Linked DNA regions of Homo sapiens: region 1 is linked to region 2. A link is a contact called in ENCODE Hi-C or POLR2A ChIA-PET data. All regions are on one chromosome and are shown on one strand. Each heading gives the region's core, a stretch centred on a gene start or an enhancer-like site at or near the end of the contact. The rest is flanking DNA. Distances are from core to core; before and after follow the strand shown.

Evidence for each region. Hi-C counts contacts between places; a loop is a spot of excess contacts on that map. ChIA-PET counts read pairs that join two places held with the same protein, here RNA polymerase II (POLR2A). Pooled maps may share reads with other maps.
Region 1: a pooled map shows a loop between it and region 2 (4-fold over the local background). The contact joins the promoter of DDX55 here to the promoter of DNAH10 in region 2. A Hi-C loop is called at or near these places in 2 of 37 single-sample maps with no recorded cell type and 3 of 50 pooled maps. POLR2A ChIA-PET finds 5 or more read pairs at or near these places in 3 of 52 experiments (BJ, Panc1 and activated CD4-positive, alpha-beta T cell).

The regions. Positions count from the first base shown.
Region 1 is chr12:123,600,763-123,606,535 of GRCh38, forward strand. DDX55 (DEAD-box helicase 55) reads left to right here and starts at 1,337. Exons shown (of 14, transcript NM_020936.3): 1 at 1,337-1,494; 2 at 5,169-5,219; 3 at 5,311-5,397. The coding sequence starts at 1,387. RefSeq lists a silencer at 1,699-1,808 and an enhancer at 2,049-2,098.
Region 2 is chr12:123,759,063-123,764,473 of GRCh38, forward strand. DNAH10 (dynein axonemal heavy chain 10) reads left to right here and starts at 3,239. Exons shown (of 79, transcript NM_001372106.1): 1 at 3,239-3,488. The coding sequence starts at 3,275. ATP6V0A2 (ATPase H+ transporting V0 subunit a2) reads left to right here. Exons shown (of 20, transcript NM_012463.4): 20 at 1-2,693. RefSeq lists a silencer at 2,820-3,239.

The DNA.
Region 1 (5,773 bases), core at 87-2,586, 160 kb before region 2:
TAATTTCTGTATTTTTAGTAGAGACGGGGTTTCACCATATTGGCCAGGCTGGTCTCGAACTCCTGACCTTGAGATCTGCCCGCTTTGGCCTCCCAAAGTGGTGAGATTACAGGCGTGAGCCACCGTGCCAGGCCAATAATTTCTTTATGGCCAGTTTTTTCACAGAAAGGTGGAGAGAGAGTAATATTTTTAGGTTTTATGGCTGACTGTGGAGAAAAGGGATTCCTGTTTCTATGCTCCGTCATGGGCAAGAGGGATTCTTGAGTTTCTATGGCTAGCCTCAGAGAATCAGAGATCAGAGAGGGAGCAGAAGGTCAGAGAGAAACTTGCTTCTGAGGCTGCCTCTGGGGCCTTCATTTTGGGGTTTCGTTTTCAGAGCCTCAACAGGAGCAAGCCATGCACATAGGTGGAGGAGATAGGCCCTCATAGAGGGCACATAATGAGTGGTCAATAAAAGTTTGCTGAGTGAAGGCCGGGCGCGGTGGCTCACGCCTGTAATCCCAGCACTTTGGGAGGCCGAGGCGGGCGGATCACGAGGTCAGGAAATCGAGACCATCCTGGCTAACACGGTGAAACCCCGTCTCTACTAAAAATACAAAAAATTAGCCGGGCGTGGTGGAGGGCGCCTGCAGTCCCAGGTACTCGGGAGGCTGAGGCAGGAGAAGGGCGTGAACCCGGGAGGCGGAGCTTGCAGTGAACCGTTATAGCGCCCAGCCTCCAGCCTGGGCAACAGAGCGAGACTCCGTCTCAAACAACAACAACAACAACAACAACAACAAAAACAGCTTTCTGAGTGAAGTTGTATGTGGACATGAATGGCCCAGGCAAACAGTGAACAGAGGAATGGGACAGTGTTCTTAGTTAGGACTCTGACCCTAACTTCCGGGAAAGTAAACCAACATTCAGGACGTACCGGCCATCGGACCGCAACATTCAGGACGTACCGGCCATCAGCGGGTGCCTGTTTTGCAGGGCTGCTAACCCGGGTCCCCGACACGTTTCTCTGCCCACGGTAGCCAGCCCCGCTGTCCTTCGGCCTGGACGCGGTCCTGTGCTGCCACCTGCCTCCGAGGGGCAGAGAAAGTGGGAGGGCCGGGCCAGAATCCCTCCCGCCAAAACTCCTGCCCGGTGCGGAGAGGCGCCCGGAGCCCAGGGCGCTGTGCGGAGCGGGTGTAACTCCCCAGGCCTGCCCCGCCGCCTGCCTCCACCGTCCCGCGGACGCCTTTCCTCCCTCCCGCGGCGTGGGAGCCTTCGCCGCGCTCCGGAACTCTGCTGCTCCAGCGAAGTTCCCGGCCGGCCGCTGGAGCTGCGGGAAGCGGAAGTGCTCGTTGGGGGTGCACAAGGCGCGTTCGAGCAGCGGCGACCGACGCGGCGAAGGAGCGCGCCATGGAGCATGTGACAGAGGGCTCCTGGGAGTCGCTGCCTGTGCCGCTGCACCCGCAGGTGCTGGGCGCGCTGCGGGAGCTGGGCTTCCCGTACATGACGCCGGTGCAGGTATCGGTTCCCTGGCGTGGGGGAGTGAGGCTGGGAGAGGGGCAGGCACCCGCTGCATCGGACCCACAGGAGGTGATCGGACAGATCTGAGCCCTGGGGCGCTCATCCCTCCAGCTGGGGCTCTTGCCTTGTCTCCAGCTGCCCAGACTGGCGGAATGCGGAGCTGCCCGGCCAGCGAGCCGGCAGAGGGGCCGCGACCCACCCCGCCCTCGGGTGCTGTGGTCTCAAGCCTGGTTCTCATCCTGGCCCTGCTCGCTGTAGCTGTGAGACCTCGGGCAAATGGCTTAACCTCTCCGTGCTTCATTTTCCTTCTCTGTGAAATGACGAAAAAATAACACCCTCCTTATGGGGTTGCTGTGGGGACTAAATAAACCAGTCGGCACACTATGGGAGCTCAGTAAGGGTTACCGTTGTTATGCATCTCTTCAAGAATATTTCTTGAGGACCTGCTATGTGTCAGGAACTCTTCTAGGCTCTGGGGAGTTTGCAGTATTGGCATCTGCTCATAGCCTTACTTTCTAGTGCAAGAGCTAGAGAAAGGATAATTTCAGCTGCTGGTAAGTGTTATGAAAGAACTAAGACGGTTGTGATAGTGTCGCGCGAGGACTGCAGAGGAGGTGAGATAGGGTGTTAAGGAAGGCCTCTCTGAGGAGGTGCATTGAGCTGAGACCTCAGTGATTGAGAAGGAGCTGGCTCTGAGGTGACTAGGGGGAGATTATTCCACTGGAGAGAAATACCAGTGCACATAAATGCCCTGCGGCAGGCTGCAAATAGTTTGAGCAGCAGAAAGGAGGCCTTTGTGGCTGAACATCAAGAGTAGTGTAAGAGATGGATTGTGCAGGGTCTTGTAGGCGCTTGGATTTCATTCTAAATGTAGTGGGAAGCCATCTTATCTGGGAGGATGTTTAGGAAGGGAAGGGCTGTGATTTCTCTGTAGAGAGTGGCCTTTCCAGGCATAAGAGATGAAGCAGGCAGGTCGCTTAGGAGGCCATTGTCAGGTAAGAGATGATGGTGACTTGGAGTAGGGTGGAACCAGTGGATACTGAGAAGTCACATTTGGGATAGCTTTAAGGTTGCTAAGGGACTGGAAGTGGAGGTTAGGAAAGAAAAGACTACAGGACCTGAGGTTTTTATTCTTTTTTTTTTTTTTTTTGAGATGGAGTCTCGCTCTGTTGCCCAGGCTGGAGTGCAGTGGCGCGATCTCGGCTCACTGCAACCTCCGCCTCCTGGGTTCAAGCAATTCTCTGCCTGAACCTCCCAAGTAGCTGAGATCACAGGTGCCTGCCACCATGCCCGGCTAATTTTTTGTATTTTTAGTAGATACGGGGTTTCACCATCTCGGCCAGGTTGGTCTTGAACTCCTGACCTCCTGATCCACCCGCCTTGGCCTCCCAAAGTGCTGGGATTACAGGCTGAGCTACCGCACCCGGCTGATTTTTATTAGTAGCTGAGTGAATGGTGTTACCATTTCCCAAGAATGACTGGCGTGCGTATCAGGTTTCAGAGGGAAAGTCAAGAGTTCTTTTTTTTGTTTTTTGTTTGTTTGTTTGTTTTTAACTTTTTTGAGACGGAATCTTTCTCTGTTGCCCAGGTTGGAGTGCAATGACACGATCTCGGCTCACTGCAACTTCTGCCTCCCGGGTTCAAGCTATTCTCCCATCTCAGCCTTCCAAGTAGCTGGGGTTACAGGCATACACCACCACGCCTGGCTAATTTTTGTGTTTTTAGTAGAGACGGGATTTCGCCATGTTGGCCAGACTGGTCTTGAACTCCTGACCTCAGGTACGCCCGCCTTGGCCTCCCAAAGTGCTGGGATTACAGGAGTGAGCCACTGCGCCTGACCACAAGAGTCCTGTTTTTAAACACTGAGCTGGGTACAGTGGCACCCGCCTGTAGTACCATTTGTTTGGAAGGCTGAGGTGGGAGGATCCCTTGAGCCCAGGAGTTCAAGACCAGCCTGAGCAACATAGTGAGACCCGCATCTTCGAAATTAAAATAAATAATGGCCGGGCACGGTGGCTCACGCCTGTAATCCTAGCACTTTTGGAGACCAAGGTGGGAGGATCACTTGAGATCAGGAGTTCAAGACCAGCCTGGGCAACATAGGGAGGCCCTGTCATCACAAAAATTTTTTTTAAATAAATGAAGTCTTGAGTTTGAGATGCCCATAAGATTCCCGGGAATGTGGAGAATGTATTTCCAGCAGGCAGGGCTGGAGATGAAAACTGGGAGTGCTATGTGCCCTGCCTAGGGAATGTAGTGCGAGCAAGACCCAATCTCTGGCCTCAGAGCTCATTGTCTAGACCTGTCATCCACTACACAGTCATCAGACATGGCTATCAAGTGCTTGAAATACACTTTGTCCAAATCAAAGTGTACTCTGAGTATCAAATAACACACTAGATTTTGAAGACCTAGTATGAAAAAAGAATGGAAAATGCTGATTTTTAAATATTGACTAAATGTGAAGGGACAATATTTTTGATATATTGGGTTAAATAAAATATTAAAATTTATTTCACCCATTTCTTTTTACTTTTCTTACTATGGCTATTAGAAAATTTAAAATTGTTTATGTGGTTCACATTTTATTTCTATTGGACAGCAATGGCCTGAAGCAGGGTCCTCACTGTTGGCACTATTGACATTTTGTGCTGGAAAATTTTTTGTTATGGGGCTGTCCTGGGCATTGTAGGATGTTTAACAACATCACTGGAATCTGTCCATCAGAGGACATCACCTCCCAACCCTGGTTGTATTTTATTTATTTATTTATTTATTGAGGCAGGGTTTTGCTCTGTTACCCGGGCTGGAGTGCAGTGGCACAGTCACAGCTCACAGTAGCCTCGACCTCCCTGGGCCTAGGTGATCCTCTTACCTTAGCCTCCTGAGTAGCTGGGACTGCAGGCATGCACCACCACACCCACATAATTAAAAAAATTTTCTTTGTAGAGACAGAGTCTCCCTGTGTTGCCTGGCTGGTCTGGAATTCCTGGCCTTAAGGGATCTACCCACCTGGGCCTCCCAAAGTGCTGTGATTATAGATGTGAGCCACCACGCCTGGCCCACCCTGGGTTTTGACAACCAAAAATGTCTCCTTACATTGTCAAATGTTCCCTCAGGGGTTGAGCAGGGGGATAGCAATCACTGTGTAGAGGCAGTTAGAATAATATTACACCTGCTGTGATTTAAGTGAGCTCAGGCCCTGGGGACCAGGGCTGAATCCTGGAGGGAGCAGCCTCCAGGCCAAGGCCTGAATCTAATTGAGGTTTTTTTTGATTGCTAAAACCAGGTTTCTTTTAAAGTCTGGCAACCTCTACAGTGCTTAAAATGAGAGGGTTTATTTGAATCATGATTCTGTGATACTAGAGCTGGAAGGGACCCTAAAACCCAATGTCTTCAACGCCTTCCTGGTTCAGAGAGGAAAGTAGGAGCGACAGGGCTAGAATTCAGGACTCCCACCTCCCAGCTCAGCTCACTGTCCCCACACGCCGTCCACATAGACACAGTTGCCACGTTTGATTCAACTTCTCTATGGTGACTTGGTTACTCAGAGCCCCTTTTGTGGTGGGACCCACTGTGACCTTAGCTGCCCATTATGTTCCTAGGGCTTCGGGTCTCACCTGTGAATTGATGGCATCCTTTAACCAGTGCTTTGCAATCTCTCTCTTTAGTCCGCAACCATCCCTCTGTTCATGCGAAACAAAGATGTCGCTGCAGAAGCGGTGAGTGCCTCGGGTATGTGCAGCCTGTCCTCGTGTTCTCCCTCAGATGAACTCTGAGGAAGAAAGGGAAACCAAAACTCTCTGTTTGCAGGTCACAGGTAGTGGCAAAACACTCGCTTTTGTCATCCCCATCCTGGAAATTCTTCTGAGAAGAGAAGAGAAGTTAAAAAAGAGTCAGGTGAGGACAACAAAAGTGATTTATTTTCACCTAGTCATCAGAGAGTTCACATTGGATTAAGAAGCTGGCTACAAATGTGAAAAAATAGGCCAGAAGCCGTGGCTCACGCCTGTAATCCCAGCACTTTGGGAGACTGAGTCTGGAGGATCACTGGAGTCCAGGAGTTTGAGACCAGCCTGGGCAACACAGTGAGACTTCATCTCTACAAATAATGAATGAATGAAACTTGAAAAAAAAAGACAGTTAATCCTCATTATTTGTGGATTCTGTATTTGTGAATTTGCCTGCTCGTTAAAATTTAGAACACCCCAGTGGATCCTCGGTGCTTCTGTGGTCATGGGCGTGGGCAGAGCTGCCTTTGTTTTCACTGCTCAGG
Region 2 (5,411 bases), core at 1,989-4,488:
TAGAAGATATAATGCGGACATGATTTGAATTTAGTGACAGCTTGGCTGATGTCACTGAACCAGAAGGGTTTATACTGAGTGAAGGAAAGGTAAAAAGTAGTATTTTGTATATTTTTGTAACAAAATATAAATGAAGATATTTTACCATGAAGAGATTGCACTTATCCTTGAGAACAGTCTAAATATAAATGAAGATATTTTACCATGAAGAGATTGCACTTATCCTTGAGAACAGTCTAATGATACTTTTTTTACTTTCAGACTGTTTCTAGCTAAAGTTCTGATAAAAGTATTGAGTTAATTTAAACTTTCAAACACTGTTTAGATCAGTTGAAAACTAATTCTTAATAGCCATTGTTTTATAATCTTTAGTTTAAATTCATCTGTTTGACATTTGGTTTTTTGTGAACTTGAGTCAGTCCTATTGAACATTTTGACCTATATTCTTGCAAATTATGTTAATTTTTCATATTTTAGTTTGATTTTAGACAATTATTTTCAAAAAGAAACCTGACTTTTTTTCACCTTCTTGACATTGTGAGTGATACACGTTAAAAGGCTATTTGCCCGCATCCTCCTCTATCCTGTTTCGAGGTAGAGAGCTTGGCACTTCTGTTACAAGCTGAGAGTCTGGAGGTGCTGAGTTTAACGTGGCTGTGCAGCTGATTTCAAGGCATGAGCTGAACAGCGTTGACACAGCCGTGACTTACAATTAAACCCTTTCAATTACAGTACAGATTCTGTGTGCTACTTGATGAGATGTTACCCAAGGCCAGTTTGGACTTACTGCTTTTTGTCCCTCATATTAAATTATCAAATGATGCCGATGAAATGCTTGAAAATGATTCTGCTCTCAAAGTTATGCTTCCCTAGAAAGGTGTCATGTCGGGCACTTGTGTTGGGTGACTATGACATCCCAGCAGTGCTGGTCAGGTCTCAGAGTTGCTTTCACCTAGAGCTGATGCTTCCACAAGGGGACATTTGTGTTACTTTGCTCCAGGGGTCTGTCATAAAAACAATGGTAACTACTTCATCCCTAGGAAGCCCAAGACTTCAGGGCACTGTTAGCTGATTGGTAAATAAGGGACACGATATTCACGGGAATTGTTTACTGCTCCCCACTAGTAATTCTCATGGGGCCACTTTTTTAACTCTTTCTAATTAACACCTCTTCTCAGCATAGAGCAGAGGATGCAGTCATTTCTCTGTTGAAATCTATGTAGTATTTATGTAGAATGTCATTATATGAAAAGCGAATTCAGAATCCTAACTCTGGGAAAGCGCTCTCTGGAAATGTAGTTTGATAATAGTGTCTTATAGGGGCCACGGGAATTTGTTTCTCTATAAAGCGATGGGCTCCAGTGTCATGTTACCAGAGTTATCGCTCAGTTTTGTTTGTTAAGGCTTTTGCTAGAACCTATTATGTATCCAGTTTTTAAAACATACTTCATTCCCTTGATAGCAGAGATCCAGAGCACAGATGGCAAGTTGTGTGGATGATACTGAATATGTTTATTTTCCTAAAGATAAATGTCACGACACGACATTTCTCAGTTTTTATTTAGATGTTTATTACCATGTGTTAACAGAATCTTAAAACCCAAGGGATTTCTTCAGTAAACTAGACTTTGATTCAACCTGCTGGGCTGGAGACTGTAATTGCCGTGGTCAGTTAAGGAGTGCAAAGGGTGTTCTGTCTGATAGGATCTGGGTGAGCCCTGCGGACTTTCCAGCAGCGAAAGGACTTGGAACTCCTCTTTCGCTGAATGCTGCTCTGTTTCTGGAATGGATATTTTATAACAACATTCTGGTGTCAGCATCCCCTCAGCAGTTGTTTATTTAAAAATTTTTTTATTTTTTTTGAGACAGTGTCTCACTCTGTCACCTAGGCTGAAGTGCAGTGGTGCAGTCTCGGCTCACTGCAACCTCTGCCTCCTGGGTTTAAGCAATTCTCCTGCCCTAGCCTCCCGAGTAGCTGGGATTACAGGCGCCTGCCACAGTGCCCGGCTAATTTTTGTATTTTTAGTAGAGACAGGGTTTCACCATGTTGGCCAGGCTGGTCTCAAACTCCTGACCTCAGGTGATCTACCCACCTTGGCCTCCCAAAGTGCTGGGATTACAGGCGTGAGCCACCGCGCCTGGCCCTCTGCAGTTGTTTAATAAGGCACAGAATACCTGTAGCATAGGTCAGCCTTACGATGTCCATGAATTACATATTCAGACGTTTTAGAGCCTGATACATTTTGGAAAAGAAAAACAACTTCTACACCTATTCTACAGTCCGCATTTAAAACAATAAATTCCTCTATTAAAAACGTAAAGCCGGGTTTGCTTGCGTGCCACAGGGAATATATCCAGGAAGGTTATTATGAAGCTGTCAAATCAAGATGATGGGAATAAGGCAGTTTGAACGAACAGTCTTCCCACAGTCAGGCCATTTTTGCTGATTTGGTTTAGAATTTTCAGAAATACTTAGTACACTCCACCTGTTCTTTGATGGGAATATCTAAGAAGGCTAGGTAGGTTCTTAGGGTTAGCCTGAGTCATCTAGGGGCTCAACTCCTTGTGAGGGGAAATGACAGTGAACAAGTTAGTACTTTGCTCCACAAATGCATGAAAGGACAAATTTGCATCTTCTATCAGTATTTAACTTCCTTTTGCTAATGACAAATAAATATATCTATATTTTTAAACGTGGGTGTTTTGCTTTATTATGCTCTAGTTTGGCAAGAAAGCTAAAGAACTCTGCTCCTTCCCTGATTTTGTAGGCCATGAGGAACTCGTGCTTTCTCGGCTTATTTCCTCCTCGTCTGGCCTCTAATCCCGCCTCTGCCACCGCCGAGGTGCTGTGACCTTCGTCTCGCCAACTCTCTAGCCCCAGCTTCATCTGCAAGGTGGGCGGGCTGCTTGCAAACCGGTCGGCGTGGGGTGGGGTCGCACCCTCGGCTGCAGCGGCCCGAGGGCGGCTCCTGGCGGCGAGGGTCCCGCTCCGCATCCAGGGGCGTGCGCGCTGCCGGGGCCAGGGAGCAACCAGCCTACCTCGGCGGCCCGGGGGCCTGGTGCGCGCCTCCGAGATCCCGGGGCCGGGGCGTGGGCTGCGGCTCGCGGGTTCGGGATCGAGGGGCCGGGCGCGGGGCACTGCCGAGCTTGCAGCCCCCAGCGCCGGCGCCGTCGGCGGGGCGAGCTGCGGCCGTTTCCGGGGCGCCCATTGCTAGGGCCGCCGTTGCCACGGACGCCCGCCCTGCGCCCGGCTCCCTCTGCACTGCGCGGCGCCATGGACGACCTGCGGGTGCTGTGGATGCGCGACCGCGTGTATGCGGCTTTCGGCATCACCGACCCCCAGCTTTTCGAGGACCTGCTCAACCGCGACGACGGCCAGGGCGAGGACCTCATCTTGCACTTCCTCAACCAGGCGAGCGAGGAGGAGGGGCCCTCGGCGCTCTTCATCTACCGCACTATGGTGCCGGAGGAGGTGGAGGTGGAGATTGGTGAGCCTCGACGCGCCGCTCCCTTCCCCGGGCTTCCCTCCTGCCCGTCCCGGCCTCTCCGGCGGGCGCCGGGGCTGCTAGAGCCTGCCCATCGTCCGGCCCCGGCCTCAGGTGCTGTCCACAAACGCTGCCGCCCGCCACGTGCAGGCCCCGGGCGAACCCAGCAATCACAGCCGTCCCTGCCCTCCTGGGCCCACAGCCCACTTGAAAGTCAGGCCTTGATTGAAAAATCACAGCAAACACTGACTTAGCCCGCACCCCGTGCCAGGTGCGGTTCCAACGCTTGTATCAACTCCTTAACCCTACGAGGCGGGTGTATCCTCATCCCTATTTTACAGATGAGCAAACTGGCACGGAGGGGGTTAAGTAACCTGCCCAAGGCCCACGGGGCGTCAAGATCCACTGTGCAATAATCCGAACGGCTGGGTAGAGCCATGCCCAGGTGTGGCAGGGACCCAGGTCACTGTCACTCTCCTTGACGGTCGCAGCCTCTCACGGAGGGTCCGAAGAGCACCCCTTTCTACTTCTGGAGGCTCCTTATATCCTAAAAAGTAAAATAAGGCTAGGACAAAGTTTAAAAACTACAGTAGACTTTAAATGTTTATGTTGAACAAATTAGCATCGCAAATACAAAAAGACAGTGACCAGGGTCCCAGAACCCTCTGTGGAGGCGGATCCCCAGCCCCACCTACTCTCTGATAGGCCAGGGACACTGAGAGGGCAGGGAGGGGCCAGCACAGGTGAGAGGAGGAGGCAGGACAACTCGCTTCAGAAACAGCTAGAAGGAGACTGGGACCTCGAAAGCCGCCTCCTCGCAGGAGCACCAGCTGGAGCACAGCTACCGGGACCTCCTGCCTGGCTGTCCAGTCTCCTGGGCTACTTTTCCAGCCCCTTAAGGACTTGGGGATCCCTTGCAGGGCCTCTCACTGGGTTCGGGTGGCAGGGCCGGCAGACCTTTGATTTTTTTTTTAAAGGTACCAGGCAGATTCATTTATTGTATTCTATTTTTTAACTTTTTTTTTTTTTTTTTTGAGATAGGGTCTCACTTTGTCACCCAGGCTGGAGTGCAGTGGTGCGATCTTGACTCACTGCAACCTCTGCCTCCAGGGCTCAAGTGATTCTCCCACCTCAGCTTCCTGAGTAGCTGGGACTACAGGTATGCGTCACCATGCCTGGCTAATTTTTATATTTTTGGTAGAGACAGGTTTCACCATGTTGCCCAGGGTGGTCTCAAACTACTGAGGTCAAGTGATCCTCCCGCCTCGGCCTCCCAAAGTGCTGGGATTCCAGGTGTTAGCCATCTGGCACCTGGCCACTTCTTTTTTTTTTTTTTGAGACAGAGTCTAGCTCTGTCGCCAAGGCTGGAGTGCAGTGGTGCAATCTCGGCTCACTGCAACCTCCACCTCCCTGGTTCAAGCAATTCTCCTGACTCAGCCTCCCAAGTAGCTGGGATTACAGGCACCCATCACCATGCCTGGCTGATTTTTGTATTTCTAGTAGAGACAGGGTTTCACCATGTTGGCCGGGCTGCTCTTGAACTCCTGACCTAAAGTGATCTGCCCACCTCGGCCTCCCGAAGTGCTGGGATTACAGGTGTGAACCATCGCGCTTGGCCACCTTCATTTATTTTAAATATTCATTATTTGCTTGCACAAAATAAAACGCCTTCATCATAAATCCAAAACCATAAATAAACAACAATAACAAATCCCTAGTGCCATCTGGAGAGAGGACCACGTGATCACGTTTTGGAATTTAACCTTCCAGCCTATTATTTTTTTCTCCCTGGCAGACCTTTGGACCTGAACATTAGATTATAACTGGACCTCGGATGTAGGCACTTTCATTGGCACCAAGTGAAATTATGGAAACCAAAAACACACTCGCAGGATTGACCGTTTAACATGTACCACCACTGCAGGA